Linked DNA regions of Homo sapiens: region 2 is linked to region 1. The links are chromatin loops, found by intact Hi-C in ENCODE. Cell type or tissue: PC-9. All regions are shown on one strand. Links, peaks and the distances in the headings refer to the core of each region. The heading gives the core; the rest is flanking DNA. Region 1 overlaps ABCC1 (ATP binding cassette subfamily C member 1 (ABCC1 blood group)). Region 2 overlaps CEP20 (centrosomal protein 20).

What was found. Peaks named below come from ENCODE experiments on the same cell type or tissue, not always from the same donor. Only the 100,000 strongest peaks of a DNase experiment are listed, where the experiment ranks them.
Region 2: a loop joins it to region 1, with 5 times the contacts of the local background. A loop is called at or near these places in 10 of 110 quality-filtered maps.

Annotation. Positions count from the first base shown.
Region 1 is chr16:15,990,461-16,001,020 of GRCh38, forward strand. All of the region lies in intron 1 of ABCC1 (ATP binding cassette subfamily C member 1 (ABCC1 blood group)), which reads left to right. Among named protein-coding and RNA genes, the nearest start is that of ABCC1, 46 kb to the left of the region's middle. RefSeq lists enhancers at 1-367, 900-1,431, 1,432-1,963. In PC-9, for the core only: a CTCF peak has its summit at 6,222; a DNase peak (open chromatin) is centred at 6,411; H3K27ac peaks cover 2,500 bases.
Region 2 is chr16:15,873,310-15,886,589 of GRCh38, forward strand. CEP20 (centrosomal protein 20) reads right to left here. Exons shown (of 5, transcript NM_144600.4): 2 at 10,699-10,896; 3 at 6,495-6,579; 4 at 182-318. It also overlaps the pseudogene RNU6-213P. Among named protein-coding and RNA genes, the nearest start is that of CEP20, 8.7 kb to the right of the region's middle. RefSeq lists enhancers at 5,523-6,722, 6,163-6,457. In PC-9, for the core only: no CTCF peak of the experiment used is centred there; a DNase peak (open chromatin) is centred at 6,422; H3K27ac peaks cover 2,500 bases.

The DNA.
Region 1 (10,560 bases), core at 4,983-7,482:
ACCAACACCTCCCTGTTTCCCCCACCACCAGCTCCTTGCAACTACCATTCTGTTCTCTGCTTCTATGAGTTTGTCTTTTTTAGATGTCACATGTGAGTGAGATCTTGCAGTGTTCGTCTTCCTGTGCCTGGCTTATTTCATTTAGCATAATGTTCTCCAGGCGCATCCATGTTGTTGCAAATGGCAGGATTTCTTTCCTTTTTTTTTTAGACAGAGTCTTGCTCTGTCTCCCAGGCTGGAGTGCAGTGGCACGATCTCGGCTCACTGCAAGCTCCGCCTCCTGGGTTCACGCCATCCTCCTGCCTCAGCCTCCCGAGTAGCTGGAACCACAGGTGCCTGCCGCCACGCCCGGCTAATTTTTTTTTTTTTTTTTTTTGCATTTTTAGTAGAGATGGGGTTTCACCGTGTTAGCCAGGTTGGTCTCGACCTCCTGACCTTGTGATCCGCCTGCCTTGACCTCCCAAAGCGGTGGGATTACAGGTGTGAGCGACTGCGCCCGGCCAGGATTTCTTTCCTTTTTAAGGCTGAGCGATAGTCCATGGCATGTATAGATCATGTTTTCTTTGTCCACTTGACCACGGATAGACATTTAGTTGTCTCCATCTTGGTTGCTGTGAGTGACGCTCCAGTGAACACGGGAGTGCAGATATCTCTTCAGGGCCCATGTGTGGCTGAGATTAGGAGATCACTGCTGTCGTCTCTAGTTCAGCAGTGCTAGTGCCTCCTGGCGTTTAGCGTCCAGCTCAAGGGAGTGGAATTTGGGTGTCTCAGGGTCTAGGGCCACCTGTGCCTCTAAATCGCAGGGAAGCTTTGTGTGTGTGTGTGGTGGGGTGCGGGGGGCTATGGGTATGTGGTGGGGTGAATCTTATTTCTCTTCTTTCCCTTTTCTTAATTTTCCGTTGGCAAAACAGAGCGCCACTCCAGACCCCTTTCATTCTTGCAATATACATGAAAAGTACAGGGCTTGTTCTGCAAAAGAAGAGTAGCCCCAGCGAGCTCAGGGTTGAGTGAAGTTCCGCAAGGATGGCACCTCTCGGCTCTTCTGGGGGCTTCAGGACAGAGCTCAGTGTCGCCAAGCAGGACCCCCACTGCGGGCGGAGCTGCAGGGCCATCAACATTCATTAGGTGGATCAGTGAATGTAGACTCTGCGGTGTCACAAAGCAGCACCTGTACTCACTGTGCCTGTCTCGGGATGGAATCTAAGTCAGACATCCTTGCATCCCCACTTATGGGCTGTTCCTTCACCTTGCTGGTCCTCACCTTTCTCCTAGAGTTACGGGGAGGAGTAAATGTGCTAAGGCCATACACGCCGACTCTGCAGTGGCCTTGAACCATGCTTCTCTGTCACCCCTTTCGTTGCCTTGACAATGGCTGCAGCCTCCTTTCCCATCTCCCCTAGGATCTTCTCCTAGGGTCTCTTAATACAGGGGTCCCCAATCCCCAGAGCACGGACTGGCACCAGTTCATGCATGCCCTGTTAGGAACCAGGCCACAGGCCACACAGCAGGAGGTGAGTGGCAGGCGAGCGTGTGAGACTTCATCTGTATTTACAGCCGCTCCCCATCTTTTGCATCACCGCCTGAGCTCTGCCTCCTGTCAGATCACCTGTGGCATTAGATTCTCATAGGAGCGCGAACCCTGCTGTGAACCGTGTGCGCGAGGGATCCAGGCTGTGTGCTTCTTTTGAGAATGCAATGCCTGATGATCTATCACTGTCTCCCATCACAGCTGAGATGGGACCATCTAGTTGCAGGAAAACAAACTCAGGGCTCCCACCGATTCTACATAATGGTGAGTTGTATAATTATTTCATTATATATGACAATGTAATCATAGAAATAAAGTGCACAATAAATGTAATGCACTCGAATCATCCCCTACCCTGTCTGTGAAAAATCGTCTTCCACAAAACCTATCCTTGCTGCCAAAAAGGGGATGGCTGTCTTTTTTTCTTTTGAGATGGATTCTTGCTCTGTTGCCCAGGCTGGAGTGCAGTGGCACAATCTCGGCTCACTGCAGCCTCTGCCTCCCAGGTTCCAGCGATTCTCCTGCCTCAGCCTCCTGGGTAGCTGGGATTATAGGCACAATGGCACCGTGCCTGGCTAATTTTTGTATTTTTAGTAGAGACGGGGTTTTACCATGTTGGCCAGGCTGCTCTCAAACTCCTAACCTTGGGTGATCCTCCCGCCTCGGCCTCCCAAAGTGCTGGGATTACAGGCGTGAGCCACTGTGCCTGGCCAGGGACCACTGTCTTAATATGTGAATTAGGCGATGCCATGACCCTGCTTAATGCACTCCCAGGGCCTCCTGTGAGAATTAGAACAAAAAATCCATGCTCTGTACCATGCCTCCAAGATTGGCTATGTGGTGGCCTTTGGTGACTTCTCCCGCCCAATCTTGGGTCCTAGCTCATTGGTGCAGCCATATCCTCCCCCCACCCCACCCCACTGTGGCCTTTGCCTGTGCCATCTTTCTGCCTGGTATGTGCTTCCCGAGATCTTTGCACAGCCAGCTCTTCCTGACCCTTCCAGTCTGCTAGGATGTCATCTGCCCAGACCGCCACTCTGGTGCTTCCTGTCCTGACACCCCTGCTCTTTCCTTCACAGCAGGTACTGCTCTTTGTCATTATGTTCTTATCTGTGAGCTTTCATCTTTGATGGACTATGAGTCTTAAGAGGACAGAGATATCGTTTCTGATTTTCCCCCATGCCTGTGACTAGCCCAGGTCTAGGCATATAGTAGGTGCTCAATAAACAGTCATCGAATGATAGATTGAATGAATGAATGCATGACAGGAACCCTGCACTTATCTGTGTTAATCCGTCTCTTGGCTGCCGGGAACACCAGCTCCTGCAACCTGGCACTTGGGTCACCTGATTGAACCCTCCTGATAACTCTCTAAACTCTGTAATAGGTGGGTTCTAGAATTAGTCCCATTTCACAGATGAAGAAATCAAGGCCTGGTGAGGTGAACTGACTTGCTTTAGGGCAGCAGGGATGATTTTTGCCTCTCTGGAGATATTTGGCAATGTCTAGAGACAGTTTTGATTGTCATAACTTGAGGAGGTGGGGAGTGCTACTATCATCTAGTGGCAGAGGCCAGCGACGCCACTCAGTATCTTACAATGCACAGGATGGCCCCCGACAACCAAGAATTATTTGGGCTCAAATACCAGCGGTTCTGAGGTTGAAGAAGCCCTGCTTGAGGGCACACATCTGTAAGTGGTGGAGACGGGAACCTAGACCTGGAACCTTGTTTTGTTAACCACTACCCTGCACTGCTCACATGCGGGGGTGGGTGGGTGGGAAGAGTTGTAGAATGTTTCCATGTCTGAGTCAAAATCTTGCTTCTCTGCTCTAGGGAGATGAATTTGGAATCTGTGAGGCCTGAGGCCATTCACTTGATCTCCGGCCCTGGAGATCTTGCCTCCAAGCGACCTCAGGCTCCATCTGTCTGCCATGTACCTTGCAAACACCTTAGAATTCTGGCTGGGCATGGTGGCTCACACCTCTAATCCCGGCACTCTGGGAGGCCGAGGCGGGCAGACTGAGTTCAAGACCAGCCTGGGCAACATGGTAAAACCCTGAATCTACAAAAGATACAAAAATTAGCCAGGCATGGTGATGCGTGCCAGGTAGTCCCAGCTACTTGGGAGGCTGAGGCAGGAGGATTGCTGGAGCCCAGGAGATCGAGGCTGCAGTGAGCTGTGATGGTGCCAGTGTACTCAAGCCTGGGCAACAGAGTGAGACCCTGTCTCAAAAAACAAAACCAGCTGACCAAACAAACCAAAAGGCCTTAGAGTTCAAGCACGTGGTTTAGAGGTGGTGGATCTCAGTGTCAGACTCTCAGTGGGTTCAAATCCTGGCCCTGTTTCTTCTAGGTTGACGAGCCCAAGCAATTTACATAAACTCTCTGGACCTCAGAGCCCTTGCCAGGAAAGGGGAGAGTTTTAATAGTCCTGACTTTGTAGGGCTGTTGGAAAGCTTAAATGGACTGTGCTTGGGAAGCACTTAATCACTGTGCCTGGCGTGATCACTCTGGCTGTTATTATTGGCACCCAATAAATACATGCTTTCTCTTTGTTTCCAACTCAGCATTTAGAAATGTCCTACCCTTCAATTCCTGCTGCTATTTATTTATTTGAAGTGCGAACTAGCTTTCTTATTATTATTTTAGAAATCATGCAGAGGAGAAAATTCAAACAGTACGAAAGATAATACAACAAAAAATAGTAGTTGCCTTCCTCTCCCTGGTTTCAGGCCTACCCCCTGCAGATTAATTAGCTTTTTTTCTTTCTTTTTTTCTTTTCTTTTTTTTGCAATATGAAGTCTTGCTCTGTTGCCCAGGCTGGAGTGCAGTGGTGTGATTTTGACTCACTGCAACCTCCGCCTCCTGGGTTCAAGCAATTCTCCTGCCTCAGCCTCCCTAGTAGCTGGGATTAGGGCAGATCATGAGGTCAGAAATGTGACAACAGCCTGGCCAACATGGTGAAACTCCATCTGTACTAAAAATGCAAAAATTAGCCAGGCGTGGTAGCAGGCGTCTGTAATCCCAGGTACTTGCGAGGCTGAGGCAGGAGAATTGCTTGAACTCGGGAGGTGGAGGTTGCAGTGAGCCGAGACCACACCATTGCACTCCAGCCTGGGCAACAAGAGCGAAACTCCGTCTCAAAAAACAAACGAAACATCAAATTCCTGACTGTGTATGCTGCTTGCAGGTTATATATGACCAGGCCTGGTTCTGTATCTGTAAAATGGGTTACGTTATAGTACCTGAGTCCTAGAGTTGTGTGTGAGGATGAAATGTAATGTGAAACACTTAGAGTGGTGCTTGGCTGATGCAACTAATGAATCTTCCCTCTTACTCTTTCTATAGACAGAAGAAGGCGGCACAGGTTTCTTCATTGCTTTTCGCCCTTTGCTGAAATGTCATCTTGGCCCAGAGGCCCTTTCTGTCTACCTGATAAAGAACTAGCACCTGCCCACCCACCATTATGCTTCACCCACTTTCTTCTTCTTCAAGCCATTTGCTCCCATTGGGCATACATAGAGTTGTTTTTTTTAGCTGTTGGTAGTTTTGGCCGCTTTGCATAAAGTGAAATTGTGTGAGAGTGGAGACTTTATTTTACTTCCACATGACCTTGGCCCATGGTAGTAGTCGCTGATAAATGTCCACTGAGCAATAAGAACCCGACTGTTGCAAGTTACTTATTTATTTATTTTTGAGACAGGGTCTCAGTCTTTCACCTAGGCTGGAGTTCGGTGGTGCAGTCATAGCTCACTGCAGCCTCGAACTCCTGGGCTCAAGGGATCCTCCTTCGTCAGCCTCTGGAGTAGCTGGGACTAAAGGCAAACGTCATCACATCTGGCTACTTTTAAATTTTTTTATTTGTAGAAGGTGGGGAGTCTCACTCCATTGCCACCTCTGGTCTCGAACTCCTGGGCTCAAGTGATCCTCCTGCCTCGGTCCCCCAAAGTGTTGGGATTACAGGTGTGTACCACCACGCCCAGCTAAGTTTTTTTTTTTTTTTTTTTTTTTTTGAGATGCAGTCTCACTCTTTTGTCCAGGCTGGAGTGCAGTGGCCTGATCTCGGCTCACCACAACCTCCACCTCCTGGGTTCAAGCGATTCTCCTGTCTCAGTCTCCTGAGTAGCTGGGACTACAGGCGCACGCCACCATGCCCGGCTAATTTTTGTACATTTAGTAGAGAGAGGGTTTCACTATGTTGGCCAGGCTGGTCTCGAACTCCTGACCTCATGATCCGCCCGCCTCAGCCTCCCAAAGTGCTGGGATTACAGGCGTGAACCCCTCCACCCGGCCAGCTAAGTTTTTAAATTTTTTTGTAGAGATACAGTCTCACTGTGTTGCCCAAGCTGATCTGAAATTCCTGGCCTCAAACTATCCTCCTGCCTCTGCCTCTTCAAGTGCTGGGAAATATAGGCATGAGCCACTGCACCCAGCTGGTTGTGAGTTATTGAGATGGTTGAATTGGGAGTGGATGCTCAGGCCTCAGTGGAACTTGTGGTACACAGTATGTCCTCATTACCTCCCATCAGTGGCAGTTGAGATTCATAATCACTTTTTCTGCCTGTTGTCTGCCCCATCCTCTCTGTGGCCTTCCCTCCTGTCCTGGAGTTGGCTGGCTGGGTCCCTGGCAGGGCTGCATGCGTTATCCCTGCAGGCCTGCTTGCCTTATCCCTGCAGGCCCTGGTGGAGCATCTGTGCAGAACCTGTGCCATCCAGATGGGAGCAGTAAGGGTGTAGGGCAAAGTTAGTGAGCTGCCCGGTGCACGAGGACTTCCATGATAATCAGGGCTGAACCAGGAAGGCAGGTCAAGGCCAGGGTCATGTACAGAAAGGAGGTCAGCACCAGGATCTTGTATGGGAAGACTTAGATCAATGCCTAGTGCCTTAGTCATCATCATTCAGCCCAGAAAACATGACGCTATGCAACAGGAATTTTATGAACACACAAAGGTCAGGGGCCACTCGGACTTGGACGGGGTCCCCAACTCTTTGAGTGTCAGGGCTGAGGGCATGGAGACACAACTTGATCAAGCTGGTGAAGTGTCCAGCAAGGAGAAGCCTCTGTTGGAGGGAGCCGGGAGCTGGGGAGGACATGCGCTTTCTCTTTTTTTTTTTTTTTTGAGACGGAGTCTCGCTCTATCGCCCAGGCTGGAGTGCAGTGGTGCAATCTCGGCTCACTGCAACCTCTGCCTCCTGGGTTCAAGCGATTCTCCTGTCTCAGCCTCTCACGTAGCCGGGACTCAGGCCTGTGCCACCACGCCTGGTGAATTTTTTTGTATTTTTAGTAGAGACGGGGTTTCACCATGTTAGCCAGGATGGTCTTGATCTCCTGACCTCGTGATCCACCTGCCTTGGCCTCTGAAAGTGCTAGGATTATAGGCGTGAGCCACCGCGCCCAGCCGACTTGCGCTTTCTCTGTAAAGATTTCTGTGGGCCAGGTTCCCCAAAGGGCAGGCCCTGGGCCAGTGCAGTGACCGGTGACCGTGTTCAGGACTCATCTCTTGTGGCTGAATTGTGTGTCTGGAGAGTTGGGTCCTTCTGATTCTGCTCAGAGCGTGGTGGGCCTGGCTGGATTTCCCTAGATTAGGAAGCAGCCTCGGGTAGCTGTGATTCTTTGAGTTGGGAACAGCAAGTGGCCTGCAGACTGCCAGGGAATCGTCCCTTCCTTGAGCCTTTAGGTATTGCCCATTATTCACCGTTTTTCCCAGAAGCCTCCAGTAGTGAGAGTCGCACTTCTTACCTCCTGGAGTTGTTAAAGTAAAGAAGGACACATTAGGGTCCCTGCCGGTAAGGAACATCCAGGAGGCCTCGATACCTTTTTTTTTTTTTTTTTTTTTTCCCTGAGACAGAGTCTCGCTCTGTCACCCAGGCTGGAGGACAATGACCTGATCTCTGCTCACTGCAACCTCCACCTCCTGGGTTTAAGCGATTCTTGTGCCTCAGCTGCCCGACTAGCTGGGATTACAGGCATTTGCCACCATGGCTGGCTAATGTATTTTTTTTTTCTTTTTCAGTAGAGATGGGGTTTCACTATGTTGGCCAGGCTGGTCTTGAACTCCTGGCCTCAAGTGATCTGCCCTCCTCAGCCTCCCAAAGTGCTGGGATTTCAGGTGTGACCCACTGCGCCCAGTCCCGATACTTTGTTTCTTTGAGACAGTCTCTTACTCTGTCACCCAGGCTGGAGTGCCTGGGTGGGACGATCAAAGCTCACTGCAGCCTCAAGCCCCTAGGCTCAAAAGATCCTCCCACTTCAGCCTTCTGAGTAGGTGGGACTACAGGCCTGCACTACCACGCCTGGATAATTTTTAAATTTTTTTGGTGAAGACAGGGTCTTACTTTGTTGCCCAGGCTTTTCTTGAACTCCTGAGCTCAAGCAATCCTCCCGCCTCAGCCTCCCAAAGTGCTGGGTTTACAGGCGTGAGCCACTGTGCCCGGTCCTCAGATGATCTTAGCTTTGTGACCTATGCTGTTGGCCGCTGTAGGGGCTGTGATGGAGGTGATGTGGGGGTGGATGGCAGGGGTGACCCGTGTTGGCTGCTTTCTGTAACAGTCATAGTTCATGGTCAGAGTCAGATTTCCTCTCGTCATGCCTTCCTTCCCTTCCTTCTGCTCCCTCCCACAGCCGCCCTTTGGGTCTGGGCTGGCCATCTGGCTCTGAGCAGGAAGCTAGCCTGTGCTCTTCAATTTGCTTTCTGCAGGGGAAACACCTTCCTTTGCTCAGCGTTTCCTGACCTCTCCTTCCCTGGAGTTCCGGTGTCCTTAAATGCTCTCTGGTTTCTTCTGTAGCTTACTTTCTTGCTTGAAAGGACAACTTTTCTTTGTCCTTTAGACTTCTTATCTCTGGGCAATACAGTGGTGGTGGCAGTGGTGATTATTATCAACTATTAGTATCTGCTACTACGGTTTATTGTCTCTAGACTGTATCAGCACCTGTCACACATTGTCCCATTGAATCCTCTCCAGAACTCTTCCAAATGATGTGTTTTCCTGACTTTTAAAAAAATTAAAAAAAAATTTTTATATTTTTTTGAGACGGAGTCTCGCTCTGTCTCCCAGGCTGGAGTGCAGTGCTGCGATCTCGGCTCACTGCAAGCTCTGCCTTCTGGGTTCATGCCATTCTCCTGCCTCAACCTCCTGAGTAGCTGGGACTACAGGTGCCCGCCACCACACCTGGCTAATTTGTTTTTTAATATTTTTAGTAGAGACAGGGTTTCACCGTGTTAGCCAGGATGGTCTCCATCTCCTAACCTCATGATTCTCCCACCTTGGCCTCCCGAAGTGCTGGGTTTACAGGCGTGAGCCACTGTGCCCAGCCAAAAAAATTTTTTTAAAGAAATGGGGTCTCGCTGGGTGCGATGGCTCACGCCTGTAGTCCCAGCACTTTGGGAGGCTGAGGTGGGCGGATCACCTGAGGTTGGGAGTTCCAGGACAGCCTGACCAACATGGAGAAACCCCATCTCTACTAAAAATACGAGATTAGCCAGGCGTGGTGGCAGGCGCCTATAGTCCCAGCTACTCGGGAAGCTGAGGCAGGAGACTCGTTTGAACCCGGGAGGCAGAGATTGCGGTGAGCTGAAATCTCTCCATTGCACTCCAGCCTGGGCAACAAGAGTGAAACTCCGTCTCAAAAGAAAAAAAAAATAGAAAAAGAAAAATAAAAGAAATGGGGTCTCACTGTGTTGCCCAGGCTGGTCTAGAATTCCTGGGCTCCAGCTGTCCTCCCATTTCGGTCTCCCAAATTGCTGGGATTAAATGTGTGAGCCTCTGTGCCCGGCCTCTTTCTCTCTCTCTCTCTCTCTCTCTCTCTCTCTCTCTCTCTCCTCTCTCTCTCTCTCTCTCTCTCTGTCTCTTTCTTTCTTTCTTTCTTTCTTTCTTTCTTTCTTTCAGCCTGAGTCTCGCTTTGTCGCCAGGCTGGAGTGCAGTGGCACGATCTGGGCTCACTGCAACCTCTGCTTCCCAGGTTCAAGTGATTCTTCTGCCTCAGCCTCCCGAGTAGCTGGGACTACAGGTGCATGCCACCATGCCTGGCTAATTTTTGTATTTTTAGTACAGACGGAGTTTCACCATATTAGCCAGGATGGTCTTGAACTCCTGATCTCATGATCTGCCCGCCTCGGTCTCCCAAAGTGTTGGGATTACAGGCGTGAGCCACCGCTCCTGGCCTTCCTTTTTTTTGAAGCAGGTTCTCACTCTGTTGCCCAGGTTGGAGTGCAATGGTGTGATTATGTCTCACTGCAGTGTCTACCTTCCAAGGCTCAGGTGATCTCCTGCTTCAGCCCACTGAGTAGCTGGGATTATAGGCGAGTTCACCATGCCTGGCTAATTTTTGTGTTTCTAGTAGAGACGGGTTTCACCATGTTGTCCAGGCTGGTTTTGAACTCCTGGGCTCAAGTGATCCACCCGTGTCGGCCTCCCAAAGTGCCGGGATTACAGGCATGAGCCACCGTGTCCAGCTTTTCTGACTCTTTTTACTTATCAGGAGACTGAAGCTTGGAGAAATTAAGTGACTTGCCCAAGTTCACATGGGGTTAAGGCCTGAATTTGAATCTACATCTGCTCAATTAGGAAGTGAGTGGTCATAGCTAGTCTCTACCTGGATGGATTGTTGTTTAATTGTTAAATTTTTTCAAAATAATTTTAAATTATTTTATTAAAAAAGAGGGTATCATTATGTTTCCCAGGCTGGTCTTGAACTCCTGGGCTCAAGTGATCCTCCTGCCTTGGCCTCCCAAAATGCTGAGGTTACAAGTGCAAACTACTGTGCCTAGCCAGATTATTACTTAACAACCAAAACAAAGGAGGAAATTGACGGTGGACAAGTAAGAAGATCATTGCAAAGGTTGGGGGCAGGTTGTTTGGGGAGTGTGGAGGAAGCTTTTTAAATGAGGTACCTGAGTTGGATTTTGAAGGATGAATAGGAGTTTGTTAGGACAGAAAGACATTGCAGAGAGAGGATCTAGCAAGAGGTGACTGAAGAAACCATTTATTTGACCAGCAGTTGGGGAATGCCTTGAAGGCAGGAACCACAGCC
Region 2 (13,280 bases), core at 4,860-7,359, 120 kb before region 1:
TCCCTGTCCAAGATTCTTTACAAAAAGCATTCTGTTTCTTGGAGTAACATAGGCTAGACATATTAGATATAAGCAGAATTAAACTATGACTCAAAAGCTCAGTAAAGACTCCAAAAGAAAAATATATAGGAAGAAAACATATTTGCTGACAGCTAAATGATGAATCTTGGAAAACTCATACCCATTGGCTTTCTTCTACTAGGTTGTCTGCCAAGACTTGGGTCTGAAGGCTGAAGTGAAGGCCCTTTCAGAAATGCATTCTGGATGCCATCCTTAGTTCCACGCAAGAAATGGGCTAAAATCCCATATAAAAGAGGTCTATAGCAGGAAGAAAACAAAACAAAACCAAAAGCTAATAAATCTGCATAAACGGGAAAAGCTTAAAACATTTATTCTTTAAAAGGTAACCTCTGACATCAAAAAGACCAAGTGATTCACTAGACTTTAAAAAGCGGCATGATTATCCAAAATGCAAATTGTTCATACTTTTAAATTTAAGAGTACCACTTAATTTCATGACAATTTTAAAACCCAGAGAAAACATGTTAACAACTTAAACCTCATCTACACTGAAATATCATTTCTATCAATCCACAGGAATCTCTTTTAAACTCCAAAGTCCAGTAGAGTATTTCCCAATACCTAACCCCATCTAATACACAACAGGTATTCAATAAACACCTCTTGATTAATAAGTCCTTGCCCTGAAAAAGTCTTAGGTCCTGAGAGCCAGGTGACCTGAGTTCAAATTCTGGCTTTGCCATTTGCTAGCTGTGGGACTCTGTGTAAGATTCTTAACCTCTCCAGCCTCATAAATGTTTCTTCCTTTATAAATTAGGATAAGCACCGTCCCTCCCTTATAGGGCTGTTATGCACTAAATGAGTTAATAAATGTCAAGTGTTTTTTACTGTGCCTGGCACATATGAAATGGTATATAAATGTTAGCTCCTGTGTAGCTAACATTTATTTAGATTAATATTTACATTACCTATTATTTTAAAATCTTCTTTATAGTTTACAGAACGTATACCTCTTCTCATCTAATCCTCATCGTGTAATGTCAAGATCATCAACTGCAATTTATAAAGGAGAAAACCACAGCCAGGAGATTTGCTAGAGATTCCCCCAGATAGTAAACAAAGTTTACACTTGAACCCCAAATCCCATATTGTTTTCCTTACAGTGTGCTGCCTGGGAATTTATATTAGTACTCTTGCATCAAGGAAAGCTGCTCTGCTGACAATCAAGAGTGGTACAATGGAAATGTTTTCCTTTGTTTCCAATCTCAAATTTGAAAACACAATTAAAAGGATTTAATCTTTATTTTTAATTTTTGTGGGTACATAGTAGGTGTATATATTTGTGGGGAGGATTTATTTTTTGAGATATGTATCTATTTACTAGCTGGTATAATGGTTTACAGTACGACGCTCCCTTCCAAAGATGGAATCTCATTGCCCTCTGAGTGTGAGCTGAACTCACTTCTAACTGGCACAAAGCTGACTTCAGAGGCCACGTGGTAATGGCCCTGCAGCTTCCTCCTTGCTTTCTCTCTTGGATTGCTGCCTTTGGGAGAAGTCAGATGCCTCAGGACACTTCAGCAGCCCTGGAAAGTTACATGCAGTAAGGAATTGAGGCCGCCTGTCAATATCATTATGAGTTTGGAAGCAGATAGTTCAGCCACATTCAAGGCTTCCGACTACAACCCTGGCTGGCATCTTGACTCCAACCTCAAGGGGGAGCCTGAGCTAGACTTACGTGACTAAGCCAATCCCAAATCCCCGAATATTCCACAAATAATCTATGTTGTTGTTCTAAGCTACCAAATTCTGGAATAATATCACACTAATTTTTCCATGCCACAGGGAAACCAGGAAAGTAAGTTTCTTTATTTAATAAGATGCCGCAACTCTTATGAAAGCGTCACCTAGTAATATAAAACAGGTCTCTTTGTTTACTTTAATCTTCCCCAAAGTGTTAACTGGTTCAAGATGATTTTTAAATGTTAAAAGTTTTATTTTTTAAATAAATATTCAAAAAAATGTACTTGTGATTAAAATTTTGGGTTGGACATGGGGGCTCAGGCCTGTAATCCCAGGACTTTGGGGGGCCAGCCTGGCCTCAAACAGGAGTTTGAGACAGCCTGAACAACATAGCGAGTCCCCTAGCTCTACAGCAATTTTATTTTAAATTAGCCACAGAAGGTAATATGCACCTGTGGTCCCAGCTACTTGGGAGGCTGAGGTGAGAGGATCGCTTGAGTGCAGAAGGGAGAGGCAACTTGCAAATTCATGGATTAAGGTTTATCTTTTAAAATAAGTTTCAAAAAGATAAAGAAAAGTGCGGCCTCACAATAACTTGCCTGTAATTCTGAAATGCAAAATTCTGAAAACTGGATTCTCTTCATATATCTGGCAAAAAATCATCAGATGGCAAGGGTTGACCTAACAAGGCTATTAACAAGGCTATTACAGACTTTATCTTACTTTGTGTGAAAACATTAATGTGCTGGGTGTGGTGGCTCAAGCCTGTAATCCCAGCACTTTGGGAGGCCAAGGCAGGAGGATCACCTGAGGTCGGGAGTTCAAGACCAGCCTGACCAACATGGAGAAACCCCGTATCTACTAAAAATACAAAATTAGCCGGGTGTGGTGGCATGCTCCTGTAATCCCAGCTACTCAGGAGGCTGAGGCAGAAGAGTCACTTGAACCCAAGAGGCAGAGGTTGCAGTGAGCTGAGATCATGTCATTGCACTCAAAAAAAAAAAAAAAGAGAAAGAAAATATTAATGTGATTGTGGAATACTACTTTAGGACTCCCTGGCACATACATGTAGTATTTGGTAGATGTACCATATTACTTTTTTTTTTTTTTTAAAGAATTGAAGTCTTGGGCCGATGGCTCACACCTGTAATCCTAGCACTTTGGGAGGCCGAGGCAGGAGGATCATGAGGTCAGGAGATCGAGACCATCCTGGCTAACACGGTGAAACCGTCTCTACTAAAAATACAAAAAATTAGCCAGGCGTGGTGGCATGCGTCTATAGTCCCAGCTACTTGGGAGGCTGAGGCAGGAGAATCGCTTGAACCTGGGAGGCGGCAGTTGCCGTGAGCCGAGATCACGCCACTGCACTCCAGCCTGGACGACAGAGTGAGACTCTGTCTCGAAAAAAAAAAAAAGAACTCTCGCTGTGTGGCCCACACTGGAGTGCAGCAGCAAGATCATGGCTCACTGCAGCCTCAATCTCCTGGATTTAAGTAATCTTCTTGCCTCACCCTCCTAAGTAGCTAGGACTACAGGCATGTCATTTTAAAACCCGACAGCATTTGGATTTTCAAACATGTATCTGGCCTCAGTGGTTTCAGATGCAGCACTGCAGATCTGTAAGTAAATAATATGAGTAATATGTGACTATGGCAAACTCTGTGAATGCCAATCACTGAAGTGTGAGAAACAAGGGCTTAAAGAAGTTACCTAACTTTTAAAAAATAAAGCCGTTTTAGCAACTTTTTTTTTTGCTTCCTCATCCTCTCTCAAACTTACTTTTTTTTTTTTTTTTGGAAACGGAGTCTCGCTTCTGTCGCCCAGGCTGAGTGCAGTGGCACGATCTCGGCTCACTGCAAGCTCCACCTCCCCGTTTGACGCCCATTTTCCTGCCTCGGCCTCCCAAGTAGCTGGGACTACAGGCATCCGCCACCTTGCCCGGCTAATTTTTTGTATGTTTAGCAGAGACGGGGTTTCACCGTGTTAGCCAGGATGGTCTCCATTTCCTAACCTCGTGATCTGCCCGCCTCGGCCTCCCAAAGTGCTGAGATTACAGGCGTGAGCCAATGCGCCCGGCCTTCTTTTTTAAAAAAATATCAAACATTTCACGAATTTGCGTGTCATCCCTTTGCCGGGGCCATGCTAATCTCTGTACCGCTCCAATTTTAGTTTATGTGCTGTTAAAGTGAGCACAAACTTCTTAATACTTTCATCTGAAGTAGGTATCTCAAAAGCTACCAAGAAGCCAGTAATAGTCATTGCTTATTTCCATCAACTGCTAAATGTAAAATGATGTCTTGTATTAAATGATGTAATAACTCACTGCTCATCCTAAGTCACGCTTAGATTCCCCCAATTATTTTTCCCACTGTTCTCAATTATACAATTTTTATACTTTTCAAAACACTTGTTACCAGGTGCAGTGGCTCATGCCTGTAATCCCAACACTTTGGAAGGCCAAGGTAGGTGGATAACTTGAGCTGAGGAATTGGAGACCAGCCTGGCTAACATGGTAAAACACCATTTCTAAAAAAAATACAAAAATTGGCCAGGCATGATGGTGCATGCCAGCGTATGCCTGTAATTCCAGCTACATGGGAGGCTGAGGTGGGAGAATCGCTTGAGCCCAGGAGTTCGAGGCTGCAGTGAGCCATGATCAAGCCGCTGCACTCTAGAGACCTGGGCAACAGAGTGAAACCCTGCCTTGAAAAAACAAACAAAAAAACCTCACAGCACTTTGGGAGGTGGAGGTGGGCAGATCACTTGAGGCCAGGAGTTCGAGACCGGCCTGGCCAACATGGTGAAACCCCATCTCTACAAAAAAATATGAAAAAAAATTAGCTGGGCATGGTGGTGCACACCTGTAATCCCAGCTACTCAGGAGGCTGAGGCAGAATCAGTTGAACCCAGGAGGAGATTGCGGTGAGCTGAGATGGGGCCACTGCACTCCAGCATGGGCGACAGAGCGAGACCCTATCTCACAAAAAGGAAAAAAGAAAAAAAAAAGAAACAAGGGAAGATGAGAGGAAGAGAAAGAGGAAAATGCCATAAAGGAGTTACTATCTGAACAGGGCCAACAGAAAGGAAAGATGCTCCAATAGAAGTTAAGATGCTCCAATAGAAGAGGGAGAAAGGTGATGTAGGGCTTCTAGGATAAGGGAATGGTTTACAAGGCAAAGCAGCATAAAGTTGCAAAGTGTCTTCCAGGCATAATCAGAAATCAGGTGTGAGCAGATAGAACAACAGACGGGTAGAAAGAGGTGTAAAGTGCTACGCTAAGCAACAGGGACTTCACTATACACACAATGACAAAGGTAGTATATGATCCTGGAACATTAATTTTACACAAGGATTTGTGGGAGAGTTAGATTTAACTGGAATGTCATTTAAAACATTTATATAGTAAAGCAAACAACTTTCAGAACTTTTTTTTTTTTTTTTGAGACAGGGTCTGATTCTGTCACCTAGGCTAGAGTGCAGTGGTGTGATCTTGGCTCACTGCAACCTCCGCTGCCCAGGTTAAAGCGATTCTCATGCCTGAGCCTCCCTAGCAGCTGGGACTACAGGCACACGCCACCATGCCTTGCTAATCTTTTTGTTATTTTTAGTAGAGATGGGGTTTCGCCATGTTGACCAGGCTGGTCTCAAACTCCTGACCTCAGGTGATCCACTTGCCTCAGCCTCTGAAGTGCTGGGACTACAGGCATGAGCCACCACGTCTGGCTAGAGATGGGGTTTCCCCATGTTGTCCAGGCTAGTCTTGAACTCCTGAGCTCAAGTGATCCTTCCACTTCAGCCTTCCAAAGTGCTGGCATTACAGGCACGAGATACCTCACTTGGCCTTAAGAACTTTTAGGATGAGAAAACGTAAGGCTTCAAAGAAAGTTCTAGATTTAAAAAAAGGCTGCTTTAAGCTATGTTCTCAGGTCTCCTATGTACTTTTTTTTTTTTTTTTGGCTATACAGGGACTCTCCAGAAAAAGTTTAAGAAACACTGAAATAGAAAAAAACTAAGAAAACTAGAAAGTGGTCATCCTCCTTTTCAAGAGCATAGTTGGTGAGAGGAGGTACACAGAGGGCAAAGGACAGAGTAATAGTAACGAAAGCAGTGGGCTGATTCAGTAATCTTGGTAGAAAAAGGTATTCGAGCAGAAGCTTGGGGTTGGAAGTTCATAGTTTTTGTTTTTGTTTTTGTTTTTGTTTTAGGAGAGGAGAGATCTGAGTACATTCCTAAGTTGGAGTGAAGGAAGAGTTAAATATGAAGAAAACAACTGACAAGGCAAAGTCTCAGAGGCCAGGCATGGAGGGCTCACACCTGCAACCCTAGCACTTTGGGAGGCCAAGGCAGGAAGATCACTTGAGGTCAGGAGTTCGAGACCAGCCTGGGCAAAAAAGCGAGGCCTTGCCTCTACAAAAATAATTTGAAAATACAAATAAAAGTTGAAATTATAAATTAAAAAACAAACAAAGCCTTAGAAGGACAAAGGATCAAGAAGTCAAAAGGAGCTAACTCCAGAAAGAAGATGCTGAGTCACTCTGAAGCCATGTAATTGTAGCTTCAGCAAACACAGATCTCATCTGACTTATTCACTGCTGCACACCCTGGATTTAGGACAATGCTTGACACACACTAGATCTGAATAAATACTTGAATTAAAATGAAGTAAAACCACCATGGTGCAATTATGACTCAATACAATATGTGGAAACTTCTTTAAAAAAATGTCTTACATTGTATTATCCTTTGATTCTTCAAATGCATTTAGTTCATGGATGAGAAACTGTCTGTCCAACGGAACTACAGGTTGACCAGATTCTGGGAGAAATAAATTCATGAGAACACTCAGTCTATTAAACTAAAAAGCAAATAAGATTTTGAAAAGAATCACATTTACCAGACATACACTTTTTAGATTTTGGAAGAATGATGACAACACACACCAAGACAGATCAAATTGCCTGTGATTTTATGACTTTCAAAATATCTCTTTTGTTAAATGCATGTCTTAATACAGTTTAACATAAATTCACTTTTTAAATTCCCCAGTGTTTGGTTGGAAAAATACCATTTCTATATCCAAATTATAATACTAAATTTTGGAAGTCTGTTTATCAATAACTTATTTTTGAAAAGAATATCCACTTGGTGACAATACTTATAAATAAAAATTAAAGTTAACCTGAAGTGTGGGGCAGCTGGAACTTTCACACTTTGCTGGTGGGAAAGCACAATGGTACAGGCACTTTGGAAAACAGTTGAGCAGTTTTCTTATAAAGGTGAGCGTGCACTTAACCACACAACCCAGCAATCTCACTCTTAGCTTTCTACCCAAGATTAATGAAAACTTATGTTCTCACAAAAACCTGTATGTAAATGTTTATGGCAGCTTGATTCCTAACTGCTAAAACTAGAAACAACTCAATGCCCATCAACTGGTCATAGATGAGCAAACTAGCACAGCCACACAATAGAACAGTGTTCAAAGGAAAAACAAACATGGCTGAATCTTGAATGTATTACACTAAGTGAAAAAAGGCAGACTCAAAAGGCTACATCATGTACGGTTCCATCTACAGCAAGGGTCCCCAACCCCCGAGCCACAGATTAGAAACTGGGCCACACAGCAGGAGGTGAGGAGTGGGCAAGCAAGTGAGGGAAGCTTGATCTGTGTTTACAGCTGCTGCCCATCACTAGCATCACTGCCTGAGCTCAGCCTCCTGTTGGCAGAATTAGATTCTCATAGAAGCGTGAACCCTATTGTGAACTGCACATGCGAGGGATCTGGGCTGTGCACTCCTTATGAGAATCTAAGGCCTGATGATCTCTCACTGCCTCCCATCACCCCCAGATGGGACCATCTAGTTGCAGGAAAACAGGCTTAGGGCTCCCACTGATTCTACATTATGGTGAGTTATAATTATTTCATTATATATTACAACACAATCATAGAAATAAAATGCACAATAAATGGAGTATGCTTGAATCATCCCGAACCATCCTCCCAGGTCCATGGAAAAATTGTCTTCCATGAAACCAGTCCCTGGTGCCAAAAAGGCTGGTGATATCTTGATTGTGATCTGGTAGTAATTACACAACTGCAGGCATTTGACTAAAGTACAGAACTGTACAGTTTAAAAGGTAAATTTTATTGTATGTAAATTATATCCCAGTTTTTTAAAAAAAGCCAAACCATTTAATATGAAAACTTGACTACTGTCACTATATTTCATTCTAGTGAATCCCAAGTCCCCACTATTTTCATAATTTCTTCTTTTCTGGGTGTAACTGGTATCATACAGCCATCTATAACAAACAAAGGAAAGCAGAGATGCTGATATCAAAGATCCTTAAACCATAAAAATCATGAGTCTTTATGTAGTTCAGACGTATGTTTAATATTAAATAAAGGATCTGTAACGAAAAATTCTAACTTCACAAAGAATTCATTCTCTCTTGCAAAATCTACTTCCTGGCCTCGCTTCTTTGCTGAGGCATGAAGTAGTCAAAGCAGAGATGGAACCTGAAACGAGGGAATCCGATGACACACATTCAGGGTGCCTCAGACCAACCCCCAGCTGCATCCCCCACCCCACCAAGTCCAGGGGTAACCAGGATTCTGACTTATTTATATCCATCCAGTCTCTCCTCACTTTTTTGAAAGAAGACATTTAAAAGTCAGCAGAAGATATTAAAAATATTCTCACCACTCAATAACTGTTACACTTGAAGAGCAAATTTATTTCTCAAGAAATAAAATTCAACAGATAAAGGGAATTTATCTTTATCTCCCCACCCCCAACCCCCAATATCATTCTCTGCCTCCTATCACTAGGATGAGTTTGGAGTTTCCCGCTGCTAGAGTCTGGATATTTGTCTCCGCCCAAATCTCATGTTGCAACGCACTCCCCAGTGTTGGAAGTGGGACCTGGCGGGAGTTGTTTGGGTCATGGGGGTGGATCCCTCATGGCCTGGTGCTGTCCTTACCACAGTGAGTGGGTTCTCATGAGAACAGGTCATTTATAAGTGTGTGGCACTAACCTTCCCCACCCTTGGCCCCTGCCTTCACCATGTAACGTGCTTGCTGCAGTGAGCAAAAGCTCCCTGAGGCCTCCCAGAAGCTAAGCAGATGCCAGTGCCATGCTTGTACAGTCTGCAGAACCGTGAGCCAAGTAAACCTCTTTTCTTCAACCGGGTGCGGTGGCTCACGCCTGTAATCCCAACATTTTGGGAGGCCGAGGAGGGCGGATCACGAGGTCAGGAGACTGAGACCATCCTGGCTAACGGTGAAACCCTGTCTCTACTAAAAATACAAAAAATTAGCTGGGCATGGCCTGTAGTCCCAGCTACTTGGGAGGCTGAGGCAGGAGAATCACTTGAACCCAGGAGGTAGACGTTGCAGTGAGCCGAGATCAATCCACACTCCAGCCTGGGTGACAGAGCAAGACTCTGTCTCAAAACAAACAAACAAACAAACAAACATACAAAAAAACCTCTTCTCTTCATAAATTACCCAGTCTCAGGTGTTTATTTATAGCAATCCAAAAACAACCTAATATACCAGCCTAGTCCTTTATAAATACCATGCTTTTAGATACATACATTTGTAAATGTACCTAAGCACTACATAGTAGTAATATTTCAAAGTTTTATCTCCATTATATCTATCTATCTATCTATCTATCTATCTATCTATCTATCTATCTATCTAGATACACACACACACACACACAAATAGACATATATCTACATATCTATATATAGACAGGGACAGTTTTTTTTCTTTTAAGAGACAGGAGTTGGACCAGCCTGTCCAATATAGTGAAACCCCGTCTCTACTAAAAAATACAAAAATTCGCCGGGCCTGGCAGCACACACCTGTAGTTCCAGGTACTCGGGAGGCTGAGGCAGGAGAACTGCTTGAACCCAGGAGGCGGAGGATGCAGTGAGCTGAGATCACAATAGAGTGAGACTCCGTCTCAAAAAAAAAGAAAGAAAAAAAAGACAGGGGTTGGGTGCAGTGGCTCATGCCTGTAATCCCAGCATTTGGGGAGTGTGAGATAGGTGGATCACCTGAGCCCAGGAGTTCAATACCAGGCTGGGCAACATAGTGAGAGCTCATCTCTATAAATAATAAAAAAATTTAGCTGGGCATGGAGGCATGCACCTGTGGTCCCAGCTACTCAGGAGACTGACGCAGGAAGACTGCTTGAGCCCAGGAGGTGAAAGTTGCAATAAGCCATGATCGCACCACTGCAGTCCAGCCTTTGCAACAGAGTGAGATTCTGTCTCTGGAAAAAGAAAAAAGAGACAGGGTCTCTCTCTGTTGCCCAGACTGGAGTGCAGTGATGCGATCATGGCTCACTAAAGCCCAGAGCACATGGGCTCACATGATCACCCCCTCCCCGACCCCTGCTCAGCCTCAGCTAGGACAACAGACACGTGCCACCATGCATGGCTAATTTTAAAAACTCTTTTCCAGAGATGGGGTCTCCCTGTGTTGCCCAGGCTGGTCGCGAACTCCTGGGCTCAAGTAATCTTGCCTCGGCCTCCCAAAGCACTGAGATTACAGGTGTGAGCCACCTACCCAGCCTATTTTTTAACAAATAATATACTTAATCAGCGTATATTTTTAAAGCTTAATACACAGGAAAAAACTGGTGGCAAACAGGACAAAACGTCAACAATTGTTTATTCTCGGTTACAGGAATTATAGATGATTTTTCCAAGTATATGCCTAGTTTAAGTGATTATTTAGTTATGTATTTTCTCTTGTAAGAATCTGTTTAAGCTACAGAAAGAACCCATGTGATTTTTGTGTCCCAGTCACCCAGATGGCACTATCTGGTAAGGGAATTAGATTTCTAGGATAAACAGTTTCTGAGAATTGGGGAAAGGGGAGAAACAGATTTTATGTGATAAATAATAACCACTTACCTGCTATGAGGACAGATGCTGTATACTTATATTTGTTGAATTCTAAATACTCTCGAATTAATTCATTAATTAGAAGGTTTTCATGAGACAATGATGGTCGGGGTTCACGGTCATCATCTAGGGCATTGAAAACTTCAGCTCGGATCCTTGCTTTTAAATGCCCTAATACCCCCTTTTTTTCCAAGGTGTCCTTTAAAACTGTTCGATATAAAATATTAAGGCTTCAGTTACAGAGTAAATTTGTCATTCTTAGGCATACTTTGAAAAGAAATGTTGAAAAGGTAAATGGTACAAAAACAGCTCTCAAGCAGCTCTTAATCTAAACATTGTGACAAATTATTAAACAATTACACTACCACCAGCCATGTTTATACTAAAACATATAGTTCTCATGTTGCAGTGATTTAGTCTTAATATATTTGAGCAAATTCAAGTTTATTCCTACATCATCAGCACTGTCAGGGGCTGTAGTCTAATACATATTCTTTTTTATTTTATTTATTATTTTTTTTGAGACACAGTCTCGCTCTTTCACCCAGGCTGGAGTGCAGTGGCACGATCTCAGCTCACTGCAACCTCTGCCTCCCAGGTTCAAGCAATTCTCCTGCCTCAGCCTCCAGGGTAGTTGGGACTACAGGCACGTGCCACCACGCCCAACTATTTCTTTTTTGTATTTTTAGTAGAGACGGGGTTTCACTGTGTTGGCCAGGATGGTCTCAATCTCCTGACCTCGTGATCCACCCACCTCAGCCTCCCAAAGTGTTGGGATTACAGGTGTCAGCCACCGTGCCCGGCCAATACATAATTCTTTAGTGAGGGGAAAAGGCGGGGGATAGGATTATAGTTGCTTACTGAGACCTGAACTTAAGCCCCAGTCTCTCATATATTTTCAAGAGTGTCTGCCACTGCACACAGGTTCTGCTTGTCACTAACAACCTCTGGTCTAGAAAGATGATTAAAGAAAACAACTACATTCCATAAAAGAAGTCTGTTGGGTTACTGTGTAAAAACCTTGATGGCAGGGCATGGTGGCTCATGCCTGTAACCCAGCACTTTGGGAGGCTCAGGCGGGCGGATCACGAGATCAGCAAATTGAGACCATCTTGGCTAACAAGGTGAAATCCCCCTCTCTACTAAAAAAATACAAAAAATTAGCCGGGTGTGGTGGCACGCACCTGTAGTCCCAGCAACTTGGGAGGCTGAGGCACAAGAATTACTTGAACCTGGGAGGTGGAGGGTGCAGTGAGCTGAGGTGGTGCCACTGCACTCTAGCCTGGGCGAAAGAGTGAGACTCTGTTTAAAACAACCAACCAACCAACCAACCAAAAAAAAAAACACAAACCTTTGATAATCCACAACGCTTTAGGGAGTGAAAAGGTGTTGGGTTTTTCATTGTTGTTATTTTGAAACAATCTCGCTCTGTCGCCAGGTTGGAGTGCAGTGGCACGATCTCGGCTCACTGCAATCTCCAGGCTCCCTGGTTCAAGCAATTCTCCTGCCTCAGCCTCCCAAATAGCTGGGATTACAGGTGTGCGATACCACGACTGGCTAATTTTTGTATTTTTAGTAGAGACAGGGTTTCACTATGTTGGCCAGGATGGTCTCCATCTCCTGACCTCGTGATCCACCCGCCTCAGCCTCCCAAAGTACTGGGATTACAGGCATGAGCCACTGCGCCCACTGGCCTCGTTGTTTTAAAGACAACTATGAGTTAATTCCTTAGAACAGTAGGATTCTGAAATTTTAAGCCTAGTTAGAAATCTACCACGTGACTGTATCAATGCCATCTTAAGGAGTCAGGGATGTGTATGCAGAATGGAAATCTAACTTACTGATTAGCCAGAGTCACCATGACAAAGCAGTTATGATCATGGGATTTGGCTGTACATACTTAGTATAGATAATGGGGATCTTAGGACTGAATTGGCACCATCCCTTGTAGTGATCTGCAACTTTTATTTTCAAACAGTTCCTACTGGCTAAATGACAACTTCAGAGAATGAACACATCTCATCCACAGAGTCAAGAACAGAGCAAGAGCTCAGTAGGTGTCACCTAGAAGGATTATAATACATTGCTGTACACTACTGGGAAATCAATGTAGTTTAACACTGTTCTGCACCCTGCCAAAGGCACCAAGTAAGTACATCACAATAACAAAAATCCATAAAGAGAGCCCAGGAGCTTATCCAAGTCAGTATGGACATAAGATCTTTCTAAGCTTCAATAAATAACGTCAACAATAACCCTGGATCATATGACTAAAGAGATAGAATCTTCACTGACTTTTGACCTTTCTTTCCCCTCATTTTTAAAGCATCCCTTCAACCTTCTTGCAGATAGGTTAAGTACAGTTATCACCAGATCAGAGTTTGTAACAGGTCCATAAAAGGAAGGTACAGCCTTATTGTACTCTTAGAATCATAACTGAACCCCTATTCTCTAATTCCATCTTTGGAAATTGGATGGAGAGATTTTGTCACTGGCAAGGATCCTGTCCCAATTACTCTGTATTGCACACAGGACAGCCTCAAACTGGACAGAGAAACGAGAATTAGTGACAGTGGAATGAGGAAAGCTAG